2 separate regions of the Homo sapiens genome follow, and region 2 is linked to region 1. Evidence: chromatin contacts called from ENCODE Hi-C or POLR2A ChIA-PET data. All regions are on one chromosome and are shown on one strand. The core of a region is the stretch at or near the end of the contact, and the rest is flanking DNA. Distances in the headings are between cores, read along the strand shown. Region 1 holds the start of LRATD1 (LRAT domain containing 1). Region 2 has its middle 150 kb from the start of LRATD1.

Region 1 (7,412 bases), core at 1,003-3,502:
TTTTAAACTTTAGGCACTATATCTCCAATAACTGACAACATTTTATCTTAATTATGCTTTATAGTATTGGAATACTAAACAAAGAGGAACGACCTGCTTACTCTGTAGTCTGGAGCAGAATGAAATAGAACACGTAGGGCAGAACACAACAAATGAGTTGTAAATGTCTGTGCACAAGGCTTGATCTTGGGGATGGAGGGAGGATATTTTTTAAGTTATTCAAACGCTGAGTTGCTTTCAAAGAGTTCTTCTCAGACATCAACAATGAACTCTTCAGATACCCTCATCCCAGACAGCCCTGAAGTCCAGTTTATAACAAGACCAATAACTCACTCCTTATCTCTAAAGCTACTTGTTCAATTCTCTTGACTTCAGGGCCAAAATGAGTTGTTTATTACTTATGGCAAGTATAAAAAAGGCCATCTCAACCTGTGGTCAGTTCCACGAATGGCAACTTGTTTTCTGATAACTTGCATGCACATGGACAATAGCCAAATTTCCAAAAAGATTTAGGTACATCAATTGTATACCGATGGTCATTTAAAACCATTTTTTCCAGCAATATTTTAGCATCTAATTTGATAAATCACTGCATTTGGAGGCTGTGGGGGTGTACAGAGACCTTCAGAAAGCAAACATAAACTGGAGGCTTGGCGGTTTGAAGATATTCAAGCAGAAAAGTCTAGCAAAGAAAAAGGGGGTTGTAATATGGATCAGTCTCCATGTAACCTTGAGCCAATCATCTAACTTCTCTGAAACACCAGTTTTCTCATTTTATGAAACAAGATTTTATTCAATAAACACTATAACTTAGTGAAAGACTGGATCTGGTATCCCGTAGGCTTGGATGGATTGCTGGTACTAGTATTGGAGCTTTTGTTTCCCTGTTTGTTACAATTCGGATATTAGTGAGTACCCTACAGAGGAATAATGATTAAATTGTCTACTTAATTTACTCTTAAGTGTCTGACCACGTATAAGTGGTCAATACAGGCTGTTTTCATTTTTACTATTACTGATGGAACACACTGCATGACTAGCATTGGGAAAGAGGCCCAGAATACAAGGTTGTGCAGAATGCAAAGTCTATTCTCAAGGAATTCGCTTTGTAGGGAAGAGGTGGGGGGTTCAAATAGGAAGTATCAAATTCCTCATTGGGAAAGAAAAGAGGCTTCATAGAAAAGCTGCTGGAGCCCAGGCTTAAAGATGAGTAGCATTGGGGCCAGAACCAGATGTCTAAGAACTCTTTGAGGCTTAATGTTAGGAACTTTTGAAACTATTGGTCTGGAATGTTGTATATATGAAGTTCATTTTTTCAGCATCCAATATTCAGAACACATTCATTCATTAACTTTCCATCCAGAAATGTAATCATTAACTACTGCTGGAGCCTCCTTTCCCACAAAACCAAACAAAACTTGCTTAGCAATCCCAATTCTGAGGCTTGGAAAACACTTTTACATCCTACTCTCTGCTTGCATGTATGAACTCACATACATGAGTTGTGAGGTACTCCTCCTATATTCAGAAAATTGGAGGCCAATATCATAGGCACAGCCAGGGAATGCACCGGCCAAAGCTCAGGCTTTTGGGTGGCATTTGACACCAAGCTCCTTTTAAATCGGGCATCAGCTCTGGGTCAGCAGCCTCACTCCAGTCAAAGAAGAGGAGCCAAACGTCGCAGGAGCAATTTCAAAGACGTCTGGGGAACGAAAAGGGTCTTCGATCCAAGGACCAGCCTAGGGGCCATCGGGAACCAAGGCTCTGGGGGATCCCAGCAGGGCCCAGACGCCCGCCTCGGGCAATGTCGCTGCCTGCCCCGGGCCGCTCGCAGTGCCTGGGCCATACTGGGGTGCCCTGGGGTTTCTTCTCCATACCCAGACTCAGCTTCCCCGCTGGAGTCTGTCTTCCTGGAACACGGAACGCGGGCGGGCTGTGTTCTCAGTCACAATCAGCTCGGATGAGCTGGGGGGCGCGGGCGCAAGCGGGCATCGGCACCTGGCAGAAAGCGCCGCGCCCCCCGCGGGTGCGCACACCTCCGCTCCCCGGGGCGGCGCGCGGTCGGGTGTGCGGGGTACGGGGCGGGGCGGAGCGGAGCAGAGCAAAGCGCACAGGAGGCCCGCCTCTGCTCCCCTCCCCCGCCGGCGAAGATTGACACAGCTCGAGCACCCGCCCCAACCAATGAGCGCGTCCTGGGGCGGGCCCTGGGACCGGCTGCTCCGGCTACTTAGAGTCGTCGGCGCGGCGGTGGGAAAGCAGAGCCGAGCCGGGACTGTCCAGTGGGAGCAGGCGCCCCGGCCAGCGCAGACCTGGAGGCGCACGGGCGCCGCACCGCACGATTCGGCTCGGGGTAGAGCGGAGCCGCAGCCCCACGCGCAGCCCAGGACCCACTCGCCACCGCCGCTTCCTCAGCACCCATGGGGACCAGGAGACTTTAAAGGAGTTTGGGGTTTCGGGAGCAGGGAAATCACGGGTAGGGAGAAGCGGCTTTCTTTGCCTTGGAAACGGTTTTTCTTCATCCGATTGTTTGGATCCTGTGCTGGGTAGGAGGGAGAGGGGTCTTTGGGCTAAAAGTGAACCTCTCTACACACACACGCTCCCACCCACACCCACACACATACACTGCACTGGCTTTCTCCATCCTTCCCCTGCCTCTTTGTTAGGTTATTTTAGACAGAGCAGCCTCGCCCTGGCGCAGTCCCATTGGCCCTGATGGGGACAAGGCAAGAGAAGTAAGGGGCAGAGTGCACCTGCCTGTGAGGGCAGGTGTGCCCGGGTGCTTGGGCGTACGTGCAACGGCGAGCGTGCAAGCGTGGAGCTGAAATTGTGTACGAATGTGTGGGGTCTAAGTGTGCCAGTGTGTCGTCGCGAAGGTTTGTCATTGTGGGTGTATGTGACATACACCAGTATACCAGGCTGCCAGTGTCTGGACTCCCAAGTGTCCAAAATGTTGCTGGTGTCAAGTGAATGCCTGAGAATGTGTCTGATTGTCATTGTGCGAGCCGCTGTAAGGGGAGGAAGGCAACCTAGTGCAAAACTGGGAGGTGGGCTGGAGAGGGTGGGGACAGAAATGGGAGCTTGCTCCCAGCTCACTGGCCTTAGGCTCCCTTCTCCCTTTCAGCCCACCCCTCGGTCCTTCCTGGGTGTCCGTCTCCCACACTGCCACAGCCAGCACTCTCCTCCCCACCGGGACCCCGCAAGCTCTCCAGCCAGCCTGGGTGTTTTCTTCTGGGAGTTGGACCGAGTTCCCGGAAGGGGTCGGAGGCTGTGTGGTGGCGTCTGCTCTCGCCTGACCTGTGGCGGCTTCTCCGCCCCTCGTACCCCTGGGGAGGCACGGAGGACTCGGCTGGAAAGGGTGACTCCGGTGAGGGCACGTAAGCTAGCCGGCAGGTCCCAGGGGCACTGCACGTCTTGGGGAGGGACACCGAAAGGGGCAGCCCGGACTCTGACGGTGTCTCTGCCTCTCTGTGCCTCCGCAGATCCCCGCTCCTGGCCCTCGCCTCGCCACCTCATTGATGGGCAACCAACTGGACCGCATCACCCACCTCAACTACAGCGAGTTGCCCACAGGGGACCCGTCGGGGATTGAAAAGGACGAACTGCGGGTCGGGGTTGCCTACTTCTTCTCGGATGATGAGGAAGACCTGGACGAACGCGGGCAGCCCGACAAGTTTGGCGTGAAGGCCCCCCCGGGTTGCACCCCCTGCCCGGAGAGCCCCAGCCGCCACCACCACCACCTGCTGCACCAGCTGGTCCTCAACGAGACTCAGTTTTCCGCCTTTCGGGGCCAGGAATGCATCTTTTCCAAAGTGAGCGGTGGCCCTCAGGGCGCCGACCTAAGCGTCTACGCGGTCACCGCGCTGCCAGCGCTCTGCGAACCCGGCGACCTGCTGGAGCTGCTGTGGCTGCAGCCCGCGCCGGAGCCGCCCGCGCCCGCCCCGCACTGGGCCGTCTACGTGGGCGGCGGGCAGATCATCCACCTGCACCAAGGCGAGATCCGCCAGGACAGCCTGTATGAGGCGGGCGCGGCCAACGTGGGCCGGGTGGTGAATAGCTGGTACCGCTACCGCCCGCTGGTGGCCGAGCTGGTGGTGCAGAACGCCTGCGGCCACCTGGGCCTCAAGAGCGAGGAGATCTGCTGGACGAACTCGGAGAGCTTCGCCGCCTGGTGCCGCTTTGGCAAGCGGGAGTTCAAGGCGGGAGGGGAGGTGCCGGCAGGCACGCAGCCCCCGCAGCAGCAGTACTATCTCAAGGTGCACCTGGGAGAGAACAAGGTCCACACCGCCAGGTTTCACAGCCTGGAAGACCTCATCCGCGAGAAGCGCCGTATCGACGCCAGCGGCCGCCTGCGAGTGCTCCAGGAGCTCGCCGACCTCGTGGACGACAAGGAGTAGCCGCCTAGGGGCTGCCGGCCCCTCTGCCTCCCCCGCACCTCGCTCCCTTCCCTTCCCCGCACCCGGACTTCGCAGTCAGCGGTTCTCAACCTCTGCCCCGCCCCGCCACGCGCGTCCGCCGCCGGTGGCCCGGGCCCGGGCTGCACCCCCGCATCCCCAAGCCAGCGGCAGGAAGTCTCAGGAACTGCCCCAGGGCCGAAAGGGCGCCGCTGCGAGCGCCTGGCTGACAGCCACAGCGGTGGTGACGGTGCTGGGAGACCCCGCGTGCGCTTTCCCCTTGAGATGTAAACCGGGAACGGGGAAGGGGCTGAGGGGAGAAAGGACATGGCCTTCCCCGCGAGTCCATGGCCAGTGACTGTGGCCCGACTCGAAAACAACCCTCTTCTCAAAAGGGACCATCACCGCCCCGAGCGTGCGCACACAGACCGGTCGGAGGCGAGAACTGGTCTCTACAGGGCACAGTTCAGCTCCTCTGTGGATGCGTCCCCAGATCGCAGGATTTCCAAGAAATCGAGCCTGTCCCTTGTGCACTTGGGAATAATTCCCCAAGACAGCACTTCGGGATTCCGGGTTATCCTGAGGCTGCCCGGGACTTTTCCAGCTCTCCAGCCCCAGGTCTCCTGACATTGTGTTCCAGGCTGCGGGCTAAGCCAGACAGTGTTTGCCTCCGGTTCTTTCCACCGTGGGAAGCGAACGCCACCCCCACCCGCCTTTGCCTGCGAGTCTCCCTCGCTGGCAGAAGGGAAGCCGGCCCGGTCCCGGGAGGAAGATGGCGCTGCGAATTCGGTGAGGACAGCCGGCCCCGCCCCCGACAAGGAGCTCGCTCGTTCACCTGGTGTCTGGGAACTTGAATGTGTGAAGGGCGCTTATTGTTCTGAACCCTTGATTGCTCCCTCCTCGGGCTGCATTTCAAAAATAGTCATATTTTTAAAGGAGTTGGAGGAGAGGGAGGGGGAGGACATGGCACCATTCCAGAAACCAGCATTGTTACAACACCATAGCCAGTATATTTAGTTTGGCTTTTCCTAACATAGAAATCTTCAAAGCTGGGGAAGTGGAAATAAAGTTTTAAAAATGAGAGAGCAGTTTTCCAACTATGTCAACAAAGCCTATCGTGTTGATGTTTTTATTGACCATTTTAGCAACAGGCTAATAAAATTTCAAATTGAAATTTTTATTTTCATGGCTTTAATCCATGATAGTTTAAATACTGGGGGCCATTAAGAGTGGATGTAGCTAAGAGCTTAGCTAACATTGCCTTTTCACTCTATTTTTCTCAGATATTGTAAGCATTCTGTTTTTCAATATTGTAGTTAATTTTTTGGCTTTCAACAGCAGCCCTAGTAATGGTGGAGTTGTTAATTAATGTGTATATTGTACTGAATTTCTGTCAGTTAAGGGGTTCACTGCTTTGGTGGAAATTGGTGGAAATTGCTAGCAGGTTCCACGATGTTTATTTTTTTCTCCATGTTGTATATCATTACCATTTCACATACGCGTTTCTATTTTTCTTCCTCTCCTCCTGATCTCCTTAAAAATGAATCTAGAGTTGGTGGCTTTTTCCCCCTCCTCTTTGGCCAGTTCCACAGTTCAGTTCTTCCTGAAAACAGGGATGATGAACTTGTAGGATCAGGACAAATGTGTGTTTTTCAAAAACTTAAGGCTGGGTGTGAAACACCTTCTGTGGACAAGGATTTGTAAACTTCTCTCCTCCCTCCAGCTGCGGCCCCAGCCTAACTGATAGTTACTTGATTCAGTGTGCTAGACACTTAAATAGCATCTATGTCTCTTTCAAGGGAATTTGTCAAATAATGCTGTTTAGCTAATTGTTGCAAGCAATTGCATATTAACAGCTGTGATTTTGTTGGACAGCAAGTATTATGGCCAAAGCCAGTTTCTTGGCATTTCAAAAATAATGCAATAAAAACTAGTTGAGGTTAGCTGAGGCTGGAAATGCCTTTTTCATGGTAAATGATTCACTTCTATATTTTTCTTTCTTTTTCTTTTTTTTTCTTTGGTTTTCATCCTGGATTCATCCCCTGATCTTAAATCAAAACGTCAGATCAATGAACTATGAACTAAAGTATTTTTCTTAAGCCTATTGAGTGATTTATTTTTTAAAAAATGTTTAAATGCATATGCTTTTCTTTCAGCACAAACAACAGCAAAAACTTTTGTAATAACTAACTTACCTTTGCATGTATGAAGAACTGAGTCATTTATTTCCCTAACTTACTCCTCTTTCAAGTAACAGGTGGCAGATCATAAAATGAATTCTTTATTGTATCTACACACTCCACATTCTTTACTGTGTCCTACTACTGTATCTTGGCTCCCTGCTGTATTAAACACCATCTTAAGCACTTGTTCCTGCAGGACTCCTTCTTGACATTTTGTCTCCCCCTTCAAAGTCACTCAAAGAGTGGGACTTCATCAAAAGAAATGAATTAGTCTCTATCACACCGAATACTAAGATTTATTTCCTCTGATGGTACATAGATTTCTCTCTCACTAAGAGGGTCACTCTCATAGAGGAATGTCTTGTCAGTTTTATACTTGCTGAGGCTAGACTGACAATAAAAATGAGCTGGGCAGTTAAATTAGCATTTGTTACTATATTGGCCTATAAAGGATCAGGTTGATGATAATACCTCTAAAAATATGCAATAATAAAACAATAGTTATGAAAGAAACTTGAAAGGTTTGCAAGGTTTCTCCTATCCCTGTTAAAATTATCATTTATTATCTCTTTGTCAGTGTTAGTAAGGTAACCCATGACAGAATAATTTGAGTGATAGTTCATCATGCAGAGGATATGATCAAGATATTACCTAATGGTTTTATCCTGAAAAAGGTGTATACTTTTAGGGCACTGTTAACAATGCGAGTGAAACCAAGATGGTGCAAGTTCCCTTTGCAGATGGCGTGGGCACACTTGATTTTTATTATGAGTGAATGTAATCTTTCTGTATTTTACCAGAGTTACAGCAATTACCTGAAAAGTTTCCTAACATTTTA
Region 2 (7,930 bases), core at 2,156-4,655, 150 kb after region 1:
ACTCCTGACTCCCAGGAGTCTTGGTTTACTGCCCTGGAGAAAACCAATCTATGAATCAGAGAATGTCAGCTCTGGCAGGGATCTCAAAATGTCCCGAATCCTTATATTTCTAAGGAACTTAGAGTTCAACGAAGGTGATCTGTCACTGGAATCAAATGAGATCAACCTAAGGGAAATCCCACTACATGTCAAGCAATAAATTACCTATTCTACGCACATTATCACATTCTCTTCTATAAACAAACCCATGAGGTATGTTCCCAGCTCTTGCTGGGGAAAAATAAAAGCTCCAAAATTGAATTTTCTCCATTATAAGATTTCCTCACACAACTTTTCTTAAACTTTTAGCTCATACTACAGCTAGTCTGCTGGCAAGTAATAAATTAAATAAAAATTTCGTAGCTTTATATCATACCTGTTATCAAGTGTCTCTACTCTCTCTACTCGGCCGGGCAGGCTCACCCTTTATGCTGTATATGCTAGGTAAACCTAGGTGATTTTTATCAGACTTATACATGATTTCTTTAAAATATGTGGCATTCTCATTTGAGATTCAGAAAGGTGAGTAACTGTTGAAATAAGTGTAGAAAATAAGACTTTTTTCTAGAAAAAAAAATGTTTTCTGTTGGTATACAGGAATTAAATAATTTCATCGCATTTGGGACAAAGCACCCAAATTTCCTGTTGCTGCACTACATAAACAAATTTGGGAACCCTGCTCCACTCCAAGCCCTTTATTTATAGATGAGGAAAGCAATACTTAGAGAAAATAAGGGACTTACCCTAAGCTATAAAATAATTTAGTGGCAGAGACAAGACTAGAACTCATTCAACTCATTCCCTTAGATCCACGTTTAGTGCTCTTCACTCCCACAACACAGAAATAGCACACCTGTGCTTAGGGCCTGGAATCCGGGTTCTCTTAGTTAGTGACTATTGTTAGTGTGCAGTAAGAATTTATCTGAATTTGAATTCTGAAAAGGCCATCGGGAGGGGGAAATGCTTCAATAGAACAATTTCTTTCTAAATACACACTTAGGGTTCACAAGGAGAAATAAAAAAAGAAAAATAAATGCCCAAGTGGCAGGGAATTCCCATTAGTGCCTAGCAGGAATGTACACCAGACAAATCCATACATTTTGTTGTCACTGTTATGATGTGTGTCTGTGGGCCAAATTCAAGAGCCATCATCATCAACAGGTATGGGTGCAGCACTTACTCCACAAGACACCTACCACCTGCACCAGGAACTACAAATATAAGTAGTTGGGATCAGGGACAAGGAGGTAGAGTTATGTGCCACTCTAAGAAAAAGACAAATTTTCAAGTCTTTTCCAGTTCATCCAAATCCCTGGAATTGATGAGCCAGACAACTCACCACCCACCACTGAGAGTGACATGTGAATGAACTAAAAGTTCTAGGGAAAAAATGGAAACAATTTCTAAGTCTTGAGATCAAATCCCAGCTGCATTTTTCAGATGTGTAGCCTAGGGAATTAGTTGAACTCTGAATTTCAATTCTTTATCTGTAATTTGGAGATTATGAGATGTAAATGAGATGGCACAGGTAAGGCATCAGCATGTGGCATGTGTTCAGAGATTAGTCACCTACTAATTGCCTCTACCCCAAAGCCCTCAGGTTCACCTTGCTTGTATACTGTTGCTTTGGGAAAGTCCCATTCTCTAAGTGACACTGTTCCTTTCATCAAAGATGCTTATCTGGATCCCACACAGATGCTTCCCTCCATACTAACTCCTTCCGTCACCATCAAGCCAAACTACAATGCACAAAAACACAACAAGTGAAGGCTGACTCAGCAACTCACAATGCCCTTTCCTGGGTGCAAAAGCTAAAGCAAAAAAAGTCTGTTAGAAACCCTTTATTTTTCGAAACCCAGAAACCTCACCACTGAAGCTAACTGAAAAGGCTGATGAGAAATCAATAGCATTTGATTGTAAACCTGTCAAAATGATACTGATGGTAGTACATTATTGGCGGCTCTCAGGGATTGATTTCTGCCCCCTTCCTTTCTCCATCATCGCACATCACCTTCATACTAACAACAGATTCCTTTTTTCTAAATTAATCTCCAGGCCAGAAAAATCAATAGTATTTACCATGTGTAAATTTTTCTACCCTCCAGAGTCCACAGTTCCCACTACTTAAAACTCGAAGAGAGGTGCCAGTTACAGAGCATGCTATAAGGAGGGATTTTTGATGGTCAAAATGTGCACCGACGCTCCTCAGAGCAAGGGCTGGGCCGGTGCTAGCAAATAATAGAGAGGAAGAAAGAAACTCCAAGGTCCCCATGTATGTTTATTTATTTTTATTAATATTATTTGAGATGGAGTCTCCCTCTGTCTCCCAGACTGGAATGCAGTGGTGCGATCTCAGCTCACTGAAACCTCCACCTTCTGGGTTCAAGTGATTCTCCTGCCTCAGCCTTCCAAGTAGCTGGGATTACAGGTGCCCACCACCATGCCCGGCTAATTTTTGTATTTTTAGTAGAGATGGGTTTTCACCGTGTTGACCAGACTGGTCTCAAACCCCTGACCTCAAGTGATCTGCCCACCTCAGCCTCCCAAAGTGCTAGGATTACAGGCCTGAGCCACCGCGCCTGGCCCCCATGTATGTTTAAATGATGGAAATAAGGTTTTTATGTAAAGAGAGATTTTGGAGAGACAAAAGATGCCAGGCATCCAAAGTCTAGTTGCATTTCATAACAGAAAAAAATTAGACATAGGTGAGCTTTTCTCCTCCTCAAAAATTTTAGGATTAGGCCAGATATTAGATCTAGAAAAGAAATGAGAGGGTATCTAATTCTTTGAGTTCCATCTTTGGGTTCTGATTTGAAAATGATCATGTTTGTCCTAATTATTGCATCCTTTTTAAATGCAATATTTTAATTACTTTTTAATTTTAAATGACACTAAAGAAAAATGTGGGGTTTTTTTTAAGAAGTAAAAGGGGCATAATTTTAAAGCATTTGAAAAACACTGATCTAGTTCAGCTCCCTTAATCTAACAGTGGGGAAGTTGAGCCCAGCAAGAAGTGAGTCTGGAAGCTCACTCACGGCAAATGACAATTATTTTATGAAAATACCAGTAATAATTATAATAATGGATTTATTTTATTGAATATTTACTCCTATGACCAGTTTGGATAGGCACTTTACATAAGTATTTTCAATTCTCAGAGCAATCCCATATGGTAGGGCTACTATTATAACCCTTTTAAAGCTGGAGAAACTGGGCTCAGAAATGTTAGGAAATTTATCCAAGATCACACAGTGAACAGTCGGGGGATCTGGGATTGAAACCTCGTCTGTTTAGTTCTGAATCACCTTTTGTGTTTCAAAAACCATGCTGACTTTGCAGATACTTATAGGAACCTAGATACTTACAGGAAGTTATAGGAACCCAAAAACTTCACCTTCTGAATAATTAGTGTTCTGTGCTCAGGACTGAGGATTACCTAAAGATGGTCTTACTGTGAAACAAGGCATGAATACACAAGGAGGTGAGTAATAGCAATATGGCACAAATACTTAGTGACTCAGTGAGTGAGGAATTAGGGTACTAGGAGTAACAGAGGAATTAGTAGGAGCAACAGAAAAGGCTTTAGGAAAGATTGGATAGTTTTTGACAGGAGGAAAGAAAGGGATATTATTTCAAACTGAAGTGGTTAATCCAAACCATAGAAATAGGAAAACATAAGATATGGTGGGTGACTGTAAGTAAATCCTGGAACCATGGGGTTCATGTACCAGACCAGAAGAAATGAGATTGGAAGAAGAGGAAGAGATTGCATTGGGAAGGAAGCCAACTGCTGGGCCAAGAGAACTTAGATTTTGTTGGGGGAGAGTGTGGAACACAGGATGCAGGGAAGTTCCCCAAACAGTTATTTGAATGGCCTCAATATCACCCTACAAGGACCTGGACTCAGATGTTTAAAAAAGAAGGACAAATGAGAGACACATTGTGGAAAAAAAAAAAGAAAAGAAAATAACATGAATAAGTTCAGGAAACAATAGGGATTGGGGGACAAAGAAAAGGCATTGGTTATAGATGGTTCACATTGATGCTCATGGAATGGAGATTGTTGTAGCATCATTAGGAAAATAACAGTAATGTTATGAAGTAGATGAACACCCCTAATTTGTACAGTGCTTTTTATTTACAAGTTTCTTTTGCATATGTCTCTCAGAATGTCTCTGAAAGATTAGCAAGTTAGATATTATTCTCACCACTCTACAAATGAGCCCTCAGAAGCCAAGATCAAATGACTAATCCAAGACGCTTTGATCTTTGATTTGGAGTCCAAAATCTCTTGCAGAGTTCAGGTAATCAATGCAGTGAAAAGTATGAAGGATCAGCAGAACACCAATATCCAGGAGCTGAAGATGAAACAGAAAAGAGTGGGTAGGCATCTTCCAGACAGAGGCACTGATGTCCATGACAAGATCACATGTCTCATATTAGGAATTATCATTTTGGTTCATTGAACTGTGTCTCCCTCCCATGACTAACACAGTGACCTCCTAACAGGTATCTTTGTTGCAGCGCTTGGCCCCTTCAGCATAGTCTCAATGTAGTTGTCAGAATAAACCTGCTGAAATACAATAGCTCACATCAGTCCTCTGCACCGTTTGAGTGGAGTGCAAAGCCCAAGGTCAGCAGGCCCCAGGGACAGGCTCTGGCACCTTGCTGACCTCATTTCCTTAGCTCCTCACTATGTTCCCTCCACCCTGCAAACTGGCTCCTGGCTGTGACTCAAACCCACCAGGCTGGCTCCCACCCCAGTGCCTTTGTGCCTGCTATCCGCTCTGCCTACAACAGCTTTCCCAGACCAGATGTTCACTCCTTTAGTTCTCACCTTATCAGCGCTTCCTGGCTCCTCTATTTAAAATAACACCCCTGCCACCCTTCTCAGCTTTAGTGTTCTCCACAAAACTTGCCTCCACCTCACATACTATATATTTGTTTGTTGTCTCACTCCCAATTCTGGGCTGTGACCTGAGGAAAGCAGATTTTTGTCTTTTTTGTTCACTGCTATACCCCAGTGTCTGCAAGAGTTTATTGTATACAGTAGGATATTTTAAAAGATTTTTCAGATGACTGAATGAGTGAATTCTATAGTATCGTGAAGTTTTCTTGTTTGTTATTACATATATAACTCTCACATGACCCAAAGGGCCCATTTCTTTGTCAATATGTCACTGGCTGTCACTAATGACCAGCCAGGTGCTAGTCCCTGGGACCCCCGATCTTAACCCATTTCAGTCTCCTCTTTTTTCTGCTCCACATGTGGAGAGCAGAACTGAAAGAAAGGCAACTTCCAGTTTTTTCATACTCAGACTAGTGGTGTTAACACAAGCATTTAACCTCCCCAAACATCAGACACTTTGCAGTAAAATGGGGATAATAGTAGCTTCCTCCTGGGCTTGAAAATTGATTAGAGTTCATGGTTAGATGTGATATGAAAAATGATTTTTGAAATTAGTGTAACCTATGGGCCTGTACAAATTAAACACATGGAATGTCTTTTAAGCCAAAACTCTTAATCATGTAATTGCTATTTATGCAGCAGAACTTAGCCTGGATTTTGGATTCAGTCTGGAAGTTGATACTCTGCATTCCTGCAGGAAATGAAATTCTGTGAGAGGCGATCATGCTCAGTCCCTTCTAAATTAGGCCTTCATTTGATTTAAAGAGCTAAGACTTTCTAGGATGGCACTGCCAGATGCAAACATAAGCATAAAAGTTCTTTTAAAAGTCAGATGCAAAGATTTGGTAATCGTTCACTCTCCTCAATTATCCAATTAGCCATGTGTTTTGGAAGAATAGCTAGTTGTACCTTCTTCATAAAGCTTGCTTTCATCAAACATTCACCAGGGGATGAACCATTCTGTTTTTGTCTCCCAGAGATCTTCGAAGGACAAGTTAGAACCCCACTTTCACCCCAAATAACTTAGGGAACCTTTTTTTGGGGCAGTACATAATTGGTACTAAATCTTTATCATGCTGCACTGTGATAATCTGCTTATGTGTTTTATACATCTGTTTCCTCCAATAGACTTGGAGCTTCTTAAGAATAAAACTTGCATTTTCTTTCTTTGTAAATTTGGTCACAAATTTTTATTTGCATATTTTAGGTGCTTATAAAAAGGAAAGGAGGAAGAGAGAATGAGAGAAAGAGAGGGAGGATGCGAAGGCAGTAAGGGAACTAGAGAGACAATTCTATTTAAAAATTTCAGCCATCTTGGACAGAAAAATTTCATGAAATACTTTTTCTAGCTGGTAATTTGGCATTATCCATGCATACTGGAAAATATGCAATAAACAAAATGAAAAATGTTCTCTGCCATCTCCCTCTTTACTGGGATTGAAATGATGTTGCTAACAGTTAGAAGACGTATTTTAAATTGGAGGCTTCCTTGGTATTCCATGAGATTTCCATCTCTCATTTGAACAGACATCAATAACATTGAAGACTCTGTCTCCGTAGTGCCTTTACAATTTAGCACTTGTAAAAATGAGACTTTCCAGCTCATTAACTTGCTTACGCAAATACAGCCCAGAACCAGTTAATCCTGAAAAGTGACTACTCTGTTTTCATCTTTTAATGACGGTTTTATGCCTGGACTTCAGCCTAAACTAAATAAAGGCTCTTGACAGAGACTACTCATTTCCTACCTGGGCTACTTAAAAAAAAAATCTACAGGAAAAAAAAAAAATCCAATACAGCATGGCAGGTTCTGGTCATTTCTTTTCTGAAAATGGCAGAGGACATCATTATTCAATCCAAAGGCAAGGCTGCAGCAGCCAAGTCAAAGTGGTTCTCGATCAGCATGGGAATAGCAAGGTGCTTTAGATGACATTCCTGAGAGCCATAACCAGACTGGGGCCCCTCATTATATGTCCCTGAGACCTCCCTGAGAGTACTTTTATGAAGCACTCTCATGTTAAGGATCTATGTCTATGAGCTATTGTGACAAAAAAAAAAAAAACTGGCATTAAGTGTGTTTAATATCCCCATCCTTTAAGATGCAGATGTGCAAAAGGCAGAGAATTAATTGACACTGATAGTAACTGAAAGCTTGCTCTTGAAATTCTCCCCCTAAACAACACCCATTCTCTAACTCCTGAAGCATGAAATCCAAAGTCCATCCTCCTTAGCATGATGGTCATAGCCCTAATGATTTTGCTCCAACCCTGTCTGTCTCTTCCTCCTCCCCCGCCACAAGTTCATGGACCCACCATGCCAGGCTGTGTACTGTTACTGAAGCCTGCCTTCCACTAATAAAACTCCACTGACTGGGGTATCCATCATAATGGCCAACCCCTATTTTTACCTTTCAAACCCAGGTTAAAGTTCTTCCATGATCCTGGGCTAACAAGTAAAATCAACCTTTACATCCTCTGTTCTCCCCTAGCACTCCAGATTTCTCTTATAAAACATGCATCTGCTTCCTAAGCTAGGAAGCATTCATTAATTAGAACTTGTTCTTAAAACAATGTTCCCCCCATTAAAAAAATGGGCAAAATACATGATCAGACACTTTTCAAAAGAGGACATACATGTGGCCAACAAGCATATGAGAAAAAGCTCAATATCACTGATCGTTAGAGAAATGCAAATCAAAACCGCAATGAAATACCATCTCACACCAGTCAGAGTGGCTATTATGATAAAGTCAAAAAATAACATGCTGGCAAGGTTGCAGAGAAAAGTGAACACTTATAAACTGTTGGTGGGAGTGCAAATTAGTTCAACCATTGTGGAAAGCAGTGTGGTGATTCCCCAAAGAGCTAAAAACAGAACTACCATTTGACCCAGCAATTCCATTACTGGGTTTATACCCAAAGGAATATAAATCATTCTATCATAAAGACAGATGCACACATATGTTCACTGTAGCACTATTCA

What was found. Hi-C counts contacts between places; a loop is a spot of excess contacts on that map. ChIA-PET counts read pairs that join two places held with the same protein, here RNA polymerase II (POLR2A). Pooled maps may share reads with other maps.
Region 2: a map of PC-3 shows a loop between it and region 1 (4-fold over the local background). The contact joins the enhancer-like site here to the promoter of LRATD1 in region 1. A Hi-C loop is called at or near these places in 2 of 168 maps with a recorded cell type or tissue (PC-3 and PC-9) and 3 of 50 pooled maps. POLR2A ChIA-PET finds 5 or more read pairs at or near these places in 1 of 52 experiments (activated T-cell).

Annotation. Positions count from the first base shown.
Region 1 is chr2:14,630,465-14,637,876 of GRCh38, forward strand. It overlaps LRATD1 (LRAT domain containing 1), which reads left to right and starts at 2,253. Exons shown (of 2, transcript NM_145175.4): 1 at 2,253-2,473; 2 at 3,480-7,412. The coding sequence starts at 3,516. The coding sequence ends at 4,394.
Region 2 is chr2:14,774,751-14,782,680 of GRCh38, forward strand. It overlaps a transcript of NBAS not described here. Among named protein-coding and RNA genes, the nearest start is that of LRATD1, 150 kb to the left of the region's middle. Within about 2 kb of position 3,406, at least 3 of the 41 ENCODE cell types and tissues checked have a DNase peak (open chromatin) inside an H3K27ac peak, as active enhancers do; they include PC-3 and PC-9, where a contact is called at or near this core.